2 separate regions of the Homo sapiens genome follow, and region 2 is linked to region 1. A link is a loop called in an ENCODE intact Hi-C map of the cell type or tissue named here. Cell type or tissue: gastrocnemius medialis. All regions are shown on one strand. Links, peaks and the distances in the headings refer to the core of each region. The heading gives the core; the rest is flanking DNA.

Region 1 (8,328 bases), core at 259-8,258:
AGGAGTTAGAGGCCAACCAGGGCAACATAGCAAGACCCCATCTCAAATAAAATAAAATATAAAATAAAATAAAATAAAATATAAAAAGAAGAGGCAGACAGGCCCTTTCCACAGCCCTGCAGCTCAGATCCAGAAAACCTGCTCCTTGGGAGAGTTGGGACAGAAACTGCAGGAGGAGCGAGGAGCTATGCCCAGGGCACCCTGCCAGTCCTCGAGGCCCTGCTCACTCCCACTTCCCGCTTCCCACAGCACCCCCACCACACTCACCCTGAACCCCAGGGCTGCAGCCAAGACGCTCTACCGAGCACAGCTGGGGACTTCCTGCGGCTGGGACGTGCTCAACTCCAGAAACCTGTCCAGAGAGGGCCCGTTCTGGCCCGTCCTTGCCCAGGGCCTTGGCAAGTCTGCCCTTTTTTTCCTCTCCTGACCTAACTGTAACTTTACCCTGTCCCAATGCTATCTCGCATGCTTTGCCTTATTCAGGGCAGACAAGAAGATAGGAGGCGACGTCCCAACCCTTACTCGGGGCACTCATTGTTAGAGTGCTTCTGATTAGAAGGACAGACAATGAGGTCAAATCAGAGTCCAGCCAGTATGAGGTTCCCCTCTTCCCCTGAACCCTGGAATAGTCACCCAAGAAGTTCTTTACCAAGCTGGCTAAATGGAGAGCTTCCTAAAAATACAGATGCCCAAGAATCTGTTATTTAACATACTCACTGGGTGATTTTGGTAGATCTGGGGGCCCACAGAGAAAAGGAGACAGTCCTGTACTTCCCACAGGCAAGAGGATGACATGCTGCCTGAGGGAAGGCCCCGCGCTGGGCACCACCCCGGGTGGCCACGGGCAAGCCCCCTGCTCTCTGAGCTGTGGTTTCTTCCTCTGGAAAGTGAGATGAGAATTCTCCCCCAATGGGGTGATCTGGGAGGTAAAACAAAACAATTTTGGGGAAAGACCTGGCACATGCTGTGACACTGAGTACGTGCTTGATGGCTCTAAATACAAGTGACAGGAGTGAGCTGGGAGGCACGCAGGCTTCTGCTCCCGGGCCTTACTCCAGCTGCTTCTCCTGGGTCCCTGGGGCAGGTCCCAGACTGTCAGCGCAGGCCCTGCCAGCTTCCATCTGCCACGGTCCCCTCCCCACTGCTTGAGTGTCAGTGGCCACGACCCAACCTTGGCTGAGCACAGCCGTTCCCAGGGACTGGCCGGGAGGTGACTGACACCGTGCCTCCCGGTACGATCCCGCTGAACCATAGGTGTTGTGGTGAGAGGGGTTCTGAGCTGAGTATGATAGGAAAACAGCGAGTTGAAGTTATATGGCTTTGTTTCTTAATGATCGGAGTTCTTAGAGTGTTTAGGTGCAGATGTACACTGTGACACAGAATTCCCCAAACTTGTTTAGCCTCAGGAAAGTGGTTTAGGAATCCAGTGTTTCGAGGCCCCTGCAGATGGAAAGCACAAATTAAAGCCAAGCCCAACCATTTTTTTTTTTTCTTGACACAGGGTCTCGCTCTGTAGCTCAGGCTGGAGTGCAGTGGCGTGATCTCGGCTCACTGCAGCCTCGACCTACCAGGCTCAAGCAATCCTCGCACCTCAGCCTCCTGAGTAGCTGGGACCACAGTCTCAAGCCCTGCTATTGTCTTCTATTTTTTGTAGAGAGATCTCGCTGTGTTGCCCAGGCTGGTCTCGAACTCCTTGCCTCAGGTGATCCTCCACCTCCGTTTAGGCCTCCCAAAGCACTTGGGATTACAGGCGTGAGCCAGTGGCCCGCCGCATTCTATTTCAGGACTACCCTTCTTTTTTTTCTTTTTTATCCTGTCTTGGGTACTCAACTTAAGGACTTCACCTCCCTCCTGAGATCCTACTTCCTTTCCCTGTGTCATGCCCAAGCCAGGAGCATCACTTTCCTCAAATTAGGAAAGGTGTTACTGCCCCTGGGCCTGGGTCCCTGCAGCCAGACTTGGATATACTGTCACCCTTGTTCCATTCCACAGCTGTGCCCAGACAGATCTGGGCAAGTGGGCAGTGCCAGCCAGCAGCAACCCTCAGGCCCAGGGAGGAAGCAAAGGGCTTGCTCGGGATGATGCTTGAGTGACCCCTAACGTGTCCGGCTGTTAGGATAACTAAGGGCTGAAGAGATGGTGGCAGGGAGCAGTGAGGTGGGTGGGTCGGGACTTGGCAAGCAGCCAGAATACCCGAGGGCCTGGCCTCAGAGCCTGGGGGCCAGGGAGACATCACCGGGTATTTGCTGAGCCTCGTGCAGGAGCCAGGCTCTGAGACAGGGTGGAGGAAGAAAAAGAAGGTCATCCAAGTCACTTCTTCTTTTATTTGGCTTAAACACAGGGGTGTTTTTTTTGTTGTTTGTTTTTTGGGTTTTTTTAGTTGTTACCAACATTTGAAAATGTGCAGATTCTTATAAAAGTCCAGATTTCCTGCTTCTCTTGAAAAAATCAGATCTGGAAACGCTGGCCTCCCATTCCCCTGTGGCAGCAGGGAGTGGAGGAGGAGATGCCTGCCTTAGACGGGGCACCAGCCCTCCTTTCTGCGCCTCCACCCTGCCTATTTGCTCACATGCCTGGCCCCTGTGGACCTTTGAGTTTAAGAACTTGTTTGAAACCTTTAGGCTTGTTTGTTCCATGGGAGAGTCCTCCTGGGATTTTGATACTTTGTGCATCTTTAAAGAAAAGGTTTACCGTGTTTCACCAAAGCTTTAATTGTCCCTCTGTCCCAAGAATTCAGTGGGTCTCTTTATTTAAAACAATTGCTCTTTTTTAAAAGGTGAGAGAAAGCACTCAGAACTGCCTTCCATCTTCCCAAATGGAAGGCTCACCCGACAGTTGTATGGAACCTTCTCATTTACAGAGCTGTGGCATTAAATCCTCACAGTCACCATGGGGGAACGAAGCCTTATAGGGTGCTGTTCAACACAGTAGTCACTAGGCACATAAGCCTCTGTGCATTCATATTCATTAAAATGAAGTCATCTGTGTCTCAGTTGCACCAGTCACATTTCAAGTGCTCAATGGCCCCATGTGGCTACTGGCTTCCATATTGGACAGTGCAGACATATAATCCTGCCATCATGATAAGAAGTTCAATTGGACAGTGCTGCATTTTAATACTTGTCCTACAGAGAATTAAACTGAGGTTCAAAGAAGTCAGCGGGGCTGGGCGCAGCGGCTCACACCCATAATCCCAACACTTTGGGGAGCCAAGGTGGGTGGATCACCTGAGGTCAGGAGTTCAAGACCAGCCTGACCAACATGGTGAAACCCCGTCTCTACTGAAAATACAAAATTAGCTGGGTGTGGTGGCACATGCCTGGAATCCCAACTACTTGGGAGGCTGAGGCAGGAGAATCGCTTGAACTTGGGAGGCAGAGATTGCAGTGAGCTGAGATCACACCATTGCACTCCAGCCTGGGCAACAACAGTGAAACTCCGTCTCAAAAAAATAAATAATAAACAAAGAAGTCAAGGCACTAGACAGTCCTCCATCCTCCAAACCACTGAGTAAAAGGAGTTTCTTGTTTGGTTGGATGAATGGGAAAATGCCTGCTGCTTTGCTGCCCTTTTGAAATATAATGAAAGAAAAAGGAGAAGAAAAAGAAAATCCCCTGAATCCTGCCGAACTCCAAGATAATCACTGTTAATGTTTTAGTCTAATTATTTCTGAATACTGAGGTTGGTTTTAATATGTTTTTAACAGAAATCTTTCAGTGTATGGATCAAGGTTTATTTCTGGCCTCCTCAGCCTTCCCTCCTTCGCTAGTTTTTTTGGACTCTGTCAGTTACAGGCCCTTGCCCAGGACCAGGTGGTGGGGAATCCCACTTGGCAAGGGACAGTGGGGAATTATCTGGGGTGTCAGGATTTGTGGGAAACTCTGTTCTCCTAAATGACTCCAGAGTTTTCTTCCTTGCTTTTTCTAACATTGCACAAGTTTGGTCAGGGAGCCAAGCCCAGGCTGGACTCGGTCTCTGGCTGTTGGAGGAGAGACCTCTGGTGGTTGGAGAGGACACCTCGCTCCTGCTGAGAAAAGGGTCCTGGGCGCTCTCATCTAGTCCACTGCCTTCCTTTCACTGATGATGGAGAAACAGGCTCAGGAGGGAAGGCCATTGCCAGGGTCACCTGGTTGTGCCCCCAGTTCCAGTAAAGTCTGCAGGGCTCCGGGATCAGCCTGTCTGGGTTCAGGTCCTGACTTGACCACTTTTTAGCAGTGGGACAGTAGGCAACATAACCTCTCTGAGGCTCAGGCCTGAATTTTGGCAGGATTGTGGGGATAAAATTAAACAACCTATGTAAAGTGCTTAGCACAGAGTAACCACTTTACAGCCAGGGTGGGCTTCCCCTCGGATGACACTGGTAATAATCACGACAGGTTATCAAGGGTGTGTTCTGCGGCAGGTGCAGGCTGCTGCTCTGCCTGAATTGCCTGCTTTAACAGAATCCTCTTCAGGACCCCCTGAAGGAAGTGCTGCTATGACCCCGTTTTGTACTTAAAAAGAGCAAGGTTCAGAGAGGCCATGTGACTTGGCAGATGTGATCACTGACATTCTCACAGCCTTTCCACTCACCAAGGGCTTTCTTGGTTTTTTGTTTTTTGTTGTTTTGTTTTGTTTTTGAGATGGAGTCTGTCTCTGTTGCCCAGACTAGAGTGCAGTGGCTTGATCTAGGCTCACTGCAACTCTGCCTCCTGAGTTCAAGTGATTATCCTACTTCAGCTTCCCAGGTAGCTGGGATTACAGGCGGGCACCACTATGCCCAGCTAATTTTTGTATTTTTAGTAGAGACGAGGTTTCACCATGTTGGCCAGGCTGGTCTTGAACTCCTGACCTCAGGTGATCCACCCGCCTTGGCCTCCCAAATTACAGGGATTACAGGCATAAGCCACCACACCTGGCCCTCACCAAGGGCTTTCAGAATGGCTTCAACAATCCAGAGATGTAGGGAAGGTAGGCATTTGGAATTCCTGGTTGGTAGATGAGAAAATCAATTCAATTTGCCCAGGATCGAAGCCCAGTGCCCCTTCCCCTACCCTGATCCCAAGCTGTGGCCTTCCTCACTGCCCAGCAGCCTGGCCTCAGGGCCCAGTTCCCACCCCGACCATGGCTGGCCACAGCCTCCCTGGGGAATGTCCGCAGGGCAGGCCAACAGCCAAGGAGTCACAACCCCAGGGTGCTGGCCTTGCCTCCACATGCCCTCACCTGGGCTGAATCCTCTGCCTTCCCGCCCTCGACGTACCCATGTGCCCGCTCCTATGCTGGGGCCCGCCCCTGCCCACCATGCAGATGAGTCAAGGGCCCAACTCCAAACATGGCCCTGACCTTGCGATTGACAGCGTCTGCCTCTAATGGAAACCAACACAAGAAGGAGAGGCTGCTCTCCAAAGACGGCCTCTCAAGCGGACTTTACTTATTTATTTTAAATTTTTATTTGCAGTCAGGAGTACATGTGCAGGTTTTTCACATAGATAAACTTGTGTCATGGGGGTGTGTGTAAATGAAGGGGGTGGAGTGGAGTGGGAAAAAGGCCTGAACGCAGCGTGCCAAGCCCACACAACATGGCTGCGCTGGGGAGACCTGGAGTCACCTCAGAGCTGCGGCTTCCTCAGTTGTAAAACAAGAGATCAGAGGAAGTGACTGGCTCTGAGGTCCCTTCCAGCCATGACACCTCAGACCCTGCAGGATGTTGGGGCTCTAGCTAAGGCCTTGGGTGAGGGGTTGATCTCTGGAGGTCCAGTTGGAACAGGGCTTCTCAGTTGATCTCTGGGGTCCAGGTGGAACAGGGCTTCTCAGCTGATCTCTGGGGTCCAGGTGGAACAGGGCTTCTCAGCCCTCCCGTCAGGTGGCATGAGGCCTGGCCCAGCGTGGGCAGGGAGAGGGCAGGGCATTCTGCTCGCATGCCCACCACGCACACAGTGAGCCAAGGCCCGGGCTGCTCACAGTGCATGTGTCTAGCACCTACTACATCCCTGCACTGTGCAGGGCTCCGGGAATACTGAGCTCACAGTCCAGTGGGAGACAGATTAGACAGTGTGAAGAGGCTCTCCTAAGGGTGAACTAAGAGAGCATTGGAGGCAGATTAGGGACCCCAGCCCCTGTAATCTTGGGAAGGCTTCCTGGAGGAGGCAGCATCTGAGACCACAGGTCTAGCAGGGGTGGGTGAGCAGGATAGGATCGATGTCTGCTTCAGGAGTGCCACCAAAGCCCGCCCTCCCTGCCCTGCCACTGGAGTGAGTCAGCCTCAGTGGAGGAACCTGGGAGGGGGTCAGGCTGGGGTCACGGAGCCCCAGGAGCTAGTACCTGCCTTAACCAGTGCCTCTTGGACTTTGGCAGGTGCAGCTGGTCCAGGACCCGGCAACCGGAGGGACCTTTGTGGTGAAGGCAGGTGCCACCCTGCCCCTGCCACTCTGCATTCCCCTTGGATCTTTCTCAGGGCTCTTGGAAACTCCTACCCAGAACCTGCATTTGAAGCCTGCACTCCCTCCCACAAAAGCTGGTTGTTCTGCCTGAACATGCCCCACTTTCCAGATGGACACACATGCATGCACACACACACATACACATACACATACACATACACACAAACACACATGCACACACACTGCCCCCTCTTTGGCTAGAGGGTGGAGGACCCAGATTCTACAGGGGCAGTGGGGGTAAGGACAGGTCAGGAACTGAGGGAGGCAGTTGCTCCACCCTCATTCGGGTGCCCCTGAAGCCAGGGCTAGGAGGTCCCCTAACAGCAGCAGTCTCTGGCCTGTCCCCGGCTGATCTGCCTGCCCTGCTGCTCCCAGAGCCTACCCAGGTGCCACATGGTGAGCAGGGAGCGGCTGACCATCATCCCACACGGAGTCCCCTACATGACGAAGCTGCTCAGGTACTTTGTGAGCGAGGACTCCATCTTCCTGCACCTGGAGCATGTGCAAGGTGAGCAGGCCTGGGGCCCCCTGTCAGCTCCCCAGGCCTTTGGGGTATGTCGTCAACCCTTAAAATGCGGAGCCCTGGCAGGGCGTGGTGGCTCACGCCTGTAATCCCAGCACTTTGGGAGGCCGAGGCAGGCGGATCAACTGAGGTCAGGAGTTCAAGACCAGCCTGGCCAACATAGTGAAACCCTGTCTCTACTAAAAATACAAAAACTAGCCAGGTGTGCTTGCACGTGCCTGTAATCCCAGCTACTTGGGAGGTGGAGGCAGGAGAATGGCTTGAACCCGGGAGGTGGAGGTTGCAGTGAGCCAAGATCACGCCACTGCACTCTAGCCTGGGCAGCAGAGCAAGACTCCGCCTCAAAAAAAAAAAAAAAAAAAGCTGAGCCCTGGGGAGGGGCGGAGCTTGCACCAGATGTACAGCACAGACCAGGGGACCCGGCCTTTCTGGAGGCCAGTCAGGCTGTTGTGGGCCCCTGTGTGGTACCAAGGGGGCAGGGGACATCCTGGGGTGGATGTCCACATCGTGGGTGGGCGTGAGAATCACAGCTGTCTCCTCTGTCGCTGTTTCCTCCAGCGTTGGCTCTTTTCATTTTTCCGGGTTGTGCCGATCCCTTGGGAGTGGCCAGACAGGGTGGTGGTGACTGAAGTTATGAGGACAGGAACTGGGCCATGTAGCAGATACTGATGGTTGTATTGATGACTTTTTAAAGTGAGGTGCACATCTGGGGTCATGACATATAGTCATCATAAGTGTGTGCCTGACTTTTCTTTAAATTTCTTTATATCGGTCTCCCTAAAAACAGTGTTCACACTAGTGAACCCACCACCCAAACCACAGACACTGATAGTGCTGGACATCTCTCGGTGGTGTGCCAGTTTGTAAGGCTGGGCCCACTTTAGTTGGGTCAAGAGGAGGGCAGAGGGCATTCTAAGCTGAGGGGTGGGAGGGAGCAGAGGTGAGGGGCTGAACTAGGCCAGGACACCCAGAGGCGGAAAGTCTGCGCCCAAGACAGAAGGGAGGCAGGAGTGGGAGCCGGCCCTGGCATCCATACTCTTTTTCTCCCTGTCCCCACGCTCACCGCTCCCTCTGCATGGCCCAGGAGGCACTCTCTGGTCCCACCTGCTCTCCCAGGCGCACTCCCGACATTCTGGGCTCAGCTCTGGCTCTACCCAGGAGAGGATGAAGGCTCAGCTCAACCCCCACCTCAACCTCCTGACCCCAGCGAGGCTTCCCTCAGGCCATGCCCCTGGCCAGGACAGAATCGCCCTGGAGCCTCCTAGGACTTCTCCGAACCTTCTCCTAGCTGGGGAGGCCCCATCCACCAGACCCCAGAGGGAGGCTGAAGGTGAACCCACAGCCAGGACCAGCACCTCTGGCTCCTCGGACCTTCCAAAGGCCCCA
Region 2 (8,328 bases), core at 225-8,224, 98 kb before region 1:
GCTTGTTTTTTAAAATATGATTTTTTTTGGTACTTTATAAAGTATCTCTTTATGTGAAAGCAATTGTCATATCAAAACACAGCATACATACGTTCAACCTAACCAAATATCTTTACACTTTTTCTTTCAGGAGACAAGGGTTCTTTGGGTCCCTTTCAAACGGTATCTTGGTGTTATTACATTATGCCTATCTATTGCCCTTATAATATCACTTGGGACCAGGACTGATCGTTCTGCAAATGCTTGTTATGCCATTCTCAATCTATTTTTCCCGCACCTTTTCACATGATTTGTGGTTAATAGGACTCAACAGACTAAAATTGCATAGTAGAAAAAAAATGCAAAAAGCCAGCTGGTAATGTTTATTGCAACTGGGGTGCTATACAATTAGTAAGATGATGCAATGAGAATTTCTACTTTTGTATTTCCTGACCAGCCTGCTCAAAGTGGCTTTTATATCAATTGAATGATTTTCCTCATTTTTTAATACAGGAAACCAATTCGTGCTCATGGAAGAAAAGTTCCTTTGCCAGCAGCCTTGAAGTGAATCTTACAGGAGCAATGAAAGTATTGCATTCATTAGCGTCTGCCCCAGAGAAGGTTCAGAGAAAACCTTCACTTGTTTTCAAGGGGATCCTTGTAGATTTACGTAATTGGAATCCTGAAGAACAGGCCCTACTGTCTAAAAAATGGCTTTTATTCTTCTAAATACATATAAACGGATGTTTTATAGATGGGAAGACATGACCTTAGAAAGGAGAGAGTTTTCAGAGGATTTGCCAGGCTGTCAGGGGCTCTGCCTCCAGGCCCAGTGTGGCAGTGTGGCCTCAGGGCCTCCGCCTCCCTGCTTGAGGGCTGCATGGAGGCCAACTGTCCTGGGAGTTGTAAAAATCTTTTAAGGCCAGACCAATTTGAGGGATTTTAAAAAGTGTCTCAGTGCCTCTTATGATTTCAGAAGGTTTTGCTATATGTAATCCCAACTACTGTTTTCTTGAGAGTAGCAGAGGATTAGAAAAAGTCCTCCATAAATTATGTAACCGGCCTTCCTGACTAGCCTGACTCAAGCAATGTAAGAGATAATTATTCTGTTTTCATAATTTATAAGTGTGGGGGCATGCCTCAGCATAAAAACAACCTATTAGGGAAAAATATCTAATAGATTACCTTTATCGCCTGTTAGGGTTTTATGTTGTTTTTAACTCAGATGCCATAAGAACAAAGATACATGTAATTTATAATAGTAATCATTAATACCTATATTGTGCTTTAAGGTTTACAAAATAATTTTTCTCATACTTTATCTTAGTTTAGTTTCTTGACAGTCCATGAGGTAAGGTGGTAGCTTTATCACCATTTTACAAAGTGGGAAACGAAGGTTCCTCTTAGGAACCTAGTTGTCACCTTTGTATAATAAAACTTCGAAGCTCGGAGCTGTTAACTGGTTTGCTGAAGGCTTAGCTGTAAGAGCCAGAATTCAGACCCAGGTCTGAGTGACTTCAAACTGCACAGTCCTTCCCATTATTACCCATATGCTATCCCTTATATTTTTAATTTATTAGGAATTCATTCATTTATAAACTTGGTGATTCACCTTTATTAGATTCTGGTCGCTGAAGGCTTTAGTAACTTCAGAGTAAAACTTGAGAGATGAGATGTAAAATGCAGCCATTCTTGAGAGTTCCTTTTTCTGTAACATTCATCAACACTTCATTGAGAAGTGAAGGTTCCTATGGCTGTCTCTACCTTCAAGAGGCTTAGCTTTAGTCACTGAGAAAGACAAGGAAACTAATGATAGAATATAGTAGCTTCTTCTGGCGTTAGGTATCACAGAGTCACAGCTAGTTACAGCTAGCCCTTTATTATTGAAAGAAGAGGAGCTAGCAGTCCCACTATCAGAATTAAGACTAGAGATGGTAATAGGAGCTAGTATCAGAAAAGCTTAAGGCAAAGCATAAAGTGTAGGCTAGAATGAAGCTGGAGAATGGGGAGGGGGCTTGGGTAACATCCAGAACCTGGCTGGGGACCTGGAACTACATGAGATGTAAGAATGGAGAGGTTCTAGCAGTCAGAGGTCAGGTACAAATGAACAGCTGGGATCTGCGCATGGCAGACAGTGAAAAAACCCAGGCAAGCAAAATGGTCAGAGCAGAAAGGGGCCCAAGGCCACGTTCTTGAGATGTGGAGGGGGCTGAGGAAGCCACGCCAAGTAAGGACAGATGCAGCTCAGCAGTTCCTAGCGAGCCCTGACAAGCCAGCTCAGCTGAAGCTTCGGGTGGGAGCCAGTCATGGCACAGTGGAGTGAAGGAAGAGCAGTTTCAGGCACCCAAAACCTGACCCCCACGACCTGTTTTCCACCTGAAGAGCCACCCATTCCATCCAAACCCTTGGCAAAAGTCTGCTAACAGAGAGAACCGGCCAGTATGCTGGCCAGTCGCGATCATGCCTGTCTTTACCCTCTAAGCTGAAGCTGCTCATCAACGGTGAGATGGCAAAAAGGTGGGTCCAGAAGAGGGGAAAAGAAGGGAGTCTGTGAAAACAAAATGCTGAAGAATCTGCATCAAATAAACCCTTCCTTCCTTCCTTTTTCCTTCCATCCCTCTCTTCATTCAGCAAATCTTCAGTGAGTTCCTTTCTAAATGTATTGTATCAGAACTTGTGGGGGATATAAAGAAAAAAAAGAGGTTATCACATGGCTTAGGATGTTTCCAACCCTTGGATCATTTTCACCCCAGGCCCATTAGTTACAGAGCACTCAGTCTTACCCAGAAGCATCGGATATAGTCCAGGCAACCGGATCCAAGCGTGTGGGAATCGCAGTGTGCTGCATGTGGGAATCTATCAGGCCAGGATGATTCAAGCAGCAGCCTGCAGAAGTGGGATTTGGCCAGCCTTGCCTGACTCTGGCCTTCCAACTTGCTCTTATCTACTTCCAAAGTAAGGAATGCCCCATGATGGGCCGAGCAGTCCAAAAAAAGTGGCTTGGAGTTAGCTACCGCAATTAGCAGTTTCTCATTATTCAACACTGCATTACCTCTTTTTCATATTAACTGCAGAATTTTATTTTTATGTATTTATTATCCTTCCAAACCCAGTGTTGTAGGAAGAATATTACATATAAATGATAACTTAGGAATCTTGTCAAGTTTTTGTTTCTTCAGCACTAAGTAGCTTATTTTCTAGGCAGGTCTTAATTCTAAATGTAACATGCTTGAAAAAAACACTATTGAAAGGATCCGTCTCTTCAGCATAGTATTTAATATACATATCAGGCAATCACCATCTCAAGCATGATTAGACTCAAGTGCTGCCCTCCATCGTGTGAGGGATGCTGGGAGACTGGAAGCTTAGACTTTAGCTCTTTAAGTTGGTGCAAAAGCAATTGCAGTTTTTACTATTAATAATAATAATTGCCTAGCCATTGTGCAGTACCTTGCAAGAGCTCTTTGGCAAATGAAAGAATAATTCAAAGCAAAGTAGGCCAGATATAAAACACTTCCAAATCACATTTCAAAATTGTTCTTTCATGTCAACTAGGTGCATGTCTGCTAAGGGAGTTTTTGCAAGGACAGGTGGATAGTGTGAGGCCTTTACAATAATCACATCACCATCTGGTACTATCTGTATGGCAGAGCAGTTCTGATGTAGTTGTAGTATTATAGATCATTACAGAGTATGCCAGTCATTCCATGATGGAACTGTGACTGGCAGCCTTCATTAGCCCAAAGACTGATGCAACAGATTGCTTTGAGAAATAGTTTTGAAGCACATCCATGAAACATATGATCCTATGGGTTCCAGCATTGATTTCTTTGAGGTATCATTTTACACTTCAGTTTTTCCTGGTAGAGTATTTTTCAGAGATGTCTCTTCTGAGGCTAAATTAGGAATTTCTGTTCCTTATTCAAGTTCCAAGAATTGTGCCTTTCCTGCCCTCTGCCCAAACTGGAAGATAGAAACCGTGGGAAAAAAGTGTCTTTACAAACTGCACTGTTATCTAACTTGGTTTATTTAGCATATTGAGGAAGACTTTCACATCCATGGAATCCTAGTTCTATTAATTCTCTCCAAGCTACAACAGTTGTTTTTTTGTTTGTTTTTTTCCGAGTTTCTCGGTTCCGCCAGCAAGGCAGGGGTGGGAGGTGGGCACCCCTGATACCAAGGCTGACAGGTAGTGAGTTGATGTGGAACTTCTGTTTCCTCCTGTTCAGTTCAGGTTCTCTCTTTCTGATACTTACCCCTCCTCAAATAGGGAAACGGAGAGAGGGGAAATAAGAAGATGAGCCTTAATAGGGTTTACTTAATTGGGGTCATAAAGATTCTAAAAAGTATGCATTCCTGCAGTTCTGTTCTAGGCACTGTAAGAGCTGACCAGAAAGAGAGCTTCTACCCTTATAACCTTCATCCAACTCAGTCATGCCTGGGAAGGATGTTGGTGCTAATTTTAGACACAGAGACTAAGATGGACAAAGGACAAGTATCATAAAGCATTTTTGGAGCCAGGAACAGATTTAAGTTCCTTGCCTCACTGCTGCTCTTACTCCAAACCACACAATTGTACCCAAGTGAATTGCTGTTAGAATTGGTGCCTTTGGAGGAGACAATTGCTCGTAATTGGTAGCTACAAGCCACTTCACTGAGAAAGCGTGGGGTCTTAGATGCTTTAAGAAATAATAGAAAGACTGAGCCTGAGTGAGTCAGGCTCTTCTGAGTCATACAGCTTTTAGGTCAGTGTAAAATGCCGACTTTCTGAGGTCTTACTTTTTTCCCCTCTCTGGAAGACCTAAGGCAAAGATCGCTCTCAAAGAGATATCAAAGAATAGAGACCTTTCCCTCAGAACCTACCTCTGCCCAGTGTTAACCAAAATGTGGTTTCAAATCACCTGTTCAAAGCCCACAGGCTATTTGTTAAACATGCAGATTCTTAGTGCTCCCTCCACCCACACAGACACTGCACAAGAGGCCCTGCTTTGGACCACTAGTTCCTAAACATGGCAGAAAATCTGGATCACCTGGGAGACTTTTTAGGTTAAAAACCGGAAACAATATGTAAGCATAAACATGTCAACAAAATTAGAGGATGTCCCTCTGCTTGCTGTGCTTGGTATTATACTTCTATACTGTTTCCCTATGCGTGTACATATAATTTTGTTTTGTTTTTGTGAGACAGAGTCTCACCCACTGTTGCCCAGGCTAAAGTGCAGTGGCCCAATGGCACTGCTCACTGCAACCTCTACTTCCCAAGTTCAGCCTCCCGAGTAGCTGGGACTACAGGTACCCACAACCACACCTGGCTAATTTTTGTATTTTTAGTGGAACTAAAAATTTTATTATAGTATTTTAGTTTCGCCATTTTGACCAGGCTGGTCTCAAACTCCTGACCTCAAGTGATCTGCCCTCCTCAGCCTCCCAAAGTGCTGGGATTATAGGCGTGAGCCATTGCGCCCAGCCAGTGTTGTTTTATGGAAATGAGTCCGTATTATGCATATTGCTCTGCAGCTTGTTGTGTTTTTTTTCCCCAGCTTGTTTTTAACTAACAGAGTATCAAATGGACTTCCTTGCAAATCTGTCCCATTCTTTTAACACCAGGATCACAACTCAAATGCCTACAGGGGTTAGGCAGATAACATAAATGAGTTAAATGGATCCAGTAGGAACTGCAGAAAACTGGAGATGTTCCATCCAATGGCATCAGATGTTACCCAACCACAAACTAACTACTGCCATTTGGAAATGTTGGCCCAGAGTTGCCAAATTTGAGTTTTCAAGAAAAGCAAGAAATCTGAATTTTTGAAATGTGCAATCTCCAGATTTTTAAATATTGGTAACAAATTCACATTAAATGCAGTGAACCAGCCCAAATGCCTTCAATCCAGACACTGCCCCTCCAGCCATCCTTTTGAAACTTCTATTGCCATGTATAATGTTCCACGGTGTAACTGTCAATACTTAACCTTTCTCCTATTGCTGGACACTTAGGCTATGACATTACAACTACTACACTGAACACTCTGTATAAATCTTTTTGCTTGTACAAATAATTCTAGAAATACAGCTTCCAAATTGCCCTCTAAAAGGCTGTACCAATTTATAGTCCTATAAACACTACATGAGACTATCCTTTTCTGGGAAGCTTTAAACAGATTCCCAGGTAGTAACCCTGAGATCAGATGCAGTAGGACTGAGATGAAACCCAAGACTGTGTGAGTGAGTGATCGGAATCACTCTCAGGTGATTCTGATGATCAGCGAGGTTTTGGAACTACTGTTTTAGACTATGAACAAACTTTGGGGCCAGGAGCAGTGAATTGTAAAGGAAACTATACTTTCATTTGTACTTGTTATTTTTTTAGAGACAGAGTCTTGCTCTATCATCCAGGCAGGAGTGCAGTGGTACAATGATAGCTCACTGAAGCCTTGAACTCATGGGCTCAAGTGATCCTCCCACCTCAGCCTCCAGCATAGCGAGGCCACAGGCATGTGCCACCATGTCTGGCTAATTTTTTAAAATATTTTTTTGTAGAGACAGGATCTTGCTATGTTGCCAGGCTAATCTCAAACTCCAGGCCTCAAACAAGCCTCAAACAAGCCTCCCACCTCAGCCTCCCAAAGTCCAGGATTACAAGTGGGAGCCACTGCATCTGGCCAGTACTACCATGTTGTACACTTTTCCCGCTAACTACAGCCCTCTATGCAAACACAAAAAAGGCTCTGCTGCTGCTGTTTCAAGCAGTTCTGTCAGAGTAGGACAATAAATAAACCAACTATGGAACCTTCAAGTGGCTTTTATTGGTAGAGCCTAGAAAAAGTGTCATAGCCATTTCTGAGCAAAAATCTGTATCCCAGTAAGGTATTCAGTGTTATGTTTAACACACTACTGAACCAGAAAGTTTAAGTTCCTGACACAGACGCAACCAGGTCACTAAGAGGCTCCAAAATCAACAAGTTAAGCCCTGCTGCTCTGTTAAGATCTGAAAGGCAAGACACAGTCCTGGATGTGTGCCCTTGTTACGGGGTGACTAAAAAGGCAGGCAACAGTATCAAGGATTTTTTTTTTAGGTGGACTCCTGTGCACTCCCACATTGCAAGGATGTGCTTCAGCAGCAACACTCAAGTCTCCTCTTCATTCTGTATCTGCCTAAGCAATCTGCTTAGGACACGTGTGGTCGGTCATAAAACATGATCATCAGGATGGTAGAGTTCACTCATCAGGCGGTAGATGTAGGAAGGTGCATTCCCACCAATGTTGGAGATAAAGAGGGTAATGAGCTCTGGGGGAACGTAGTCAAACACAGGGCAATGCACGCTGACCTTCTCCAGAATGTCCCCTGAAAGGCAAGCACACATGCTAAAGGTAAAACTGAGGCTCCCTCTCTCATAATTAAGTAGCATATAGATTCCAGGCTCGAGAATGCAGGCATATTAGCTCCCCAAGGACGGGAAGCTATGGAAAAATGCAAACCAGAAGAGATGACTTCAGATCATGACAATCCCTGCTTACAACTCTCCCATGCCTCTGCACAGCCCTCAGAATAAAATTCAAACTCAGGATTGAAGTTTAAGATCTGGGCCCTCCCTGACACACCACATGAATTACAATTTGGACCACTCTCCCCCTTGCTCATTACTGTCTAGCCATGTATGGCCATCCTTTTCTAACTGGCTAAGCCCCTGCACCAGCTCATAGAAAACTATGATCTTCATATGGTGGACTCTGTTCATTCAGGACTCAGCTGAAATGTCATCTCATTAAGACCCTTCCTCAATCTCAGGCCCCTAGCCACTTTCTACCACATCAGCCTTGCTTGTCCTCAGGCATCCCATGACCTGATACTTTCTCATCTGTCTTCCACAATAGAATGTGTGGGAACAGGGCCTTATCTTTTTCATTCATTGTTTTATCTTCAGTGCCTAGAAGAGTGCTGGATACATTGTAGGTGCTCAATAACTATTTCTTGAAGATTGAATGTTTATTTAAATAAAGGGATGAAGTCAATCAACTTCCAAGAGGAACTAGGACCCCAACCAACTACTATGCGTTGCTCTCAGATGGTGTGTAAGGCCACCCTTGCTGATGAGGCTGCACGCGTAATGAGCTGAGCTGCTGCCTTCAGAAGAAGCCAGAGAAAAGAACCCCAAGACATGAGACTATCCAGGCTACAGGTGAGTTTTCTAAGGAGGAACATTTCACAACCTGCTTCCTTTGGGAGTCAATTCACCAAAATGACTCCTTATAGCAGGAAAACAGGTACATTTTCCCAACTGGTTGTTGTCTATATCTCAAACAGCATGCAAAGCCAAACCCAGACAATGCTAAATGATCCAACCCACA

Evidence for each region. A loop is a pair of places that touch in the nucleus more often than their neighbours do. Peaks named below come from ENCODE experiments on the same cell type or tissue, not always from the same donor. Only the 100,000 strongest peaks of a DNase experiment are listed, where the experiment ranks them.
Region 2: a loop joins it to region 1, with 2.5 times the contacts of the local background. A loop is called at or near these places in 7 of 110 quality-filtered maps.

Annotation. Positions count from the first base shown.
Region 1 is chr14:74,909,847-74,918,174 of GRCh38, reverse strand. It overlaps RPS6KL1 (ribosomal protein S6 kinase like 1), which reads left to right. Exons shown (of 12, transcript NM_031464.5): 6 at 6,334-6,381; 7 at 6,795-6,927; 8 at 8,027-8,328. Among named protein-coding and RNA genes, the nearest start is that of RPS6KL1, 9.2 kb to the left of the region's middle. In gastrocnemius medialis, for the core only: a CTCF peak has its summit at 3,999 (motif pointing left); DNase peaks (open chromatin) are centred at 1,134 and 3,964; H3K27ac peaks cover 3,004 bases.
Region 2 is chr14:75,008,027-75,016,354 of GRCh38, reverse strand. EIF2B2 (eukaryotic translation initiation factor 2B subunit beta) reads right to left here. Exons shown (of 8, transcript NM_014239.4): 8 at 3,989-7,324. The coding sequence ends at 7,167. MLH3 (mutL homolog 3) reads left to right here. Exons shown (of 13, transcript NM_001040108.2): 13 at 1-2,580. Among named protein-coding and RNA genes, the nearest start is that of EIF2B2, 9.3 kb to the right of the region's middle. In gastrocnemius medialis, for the core only: no CTCF peak of the experiment used is centred there; no DNase peak of the experiment used is centred there; H3K27ac peaks cover 1,681 bases.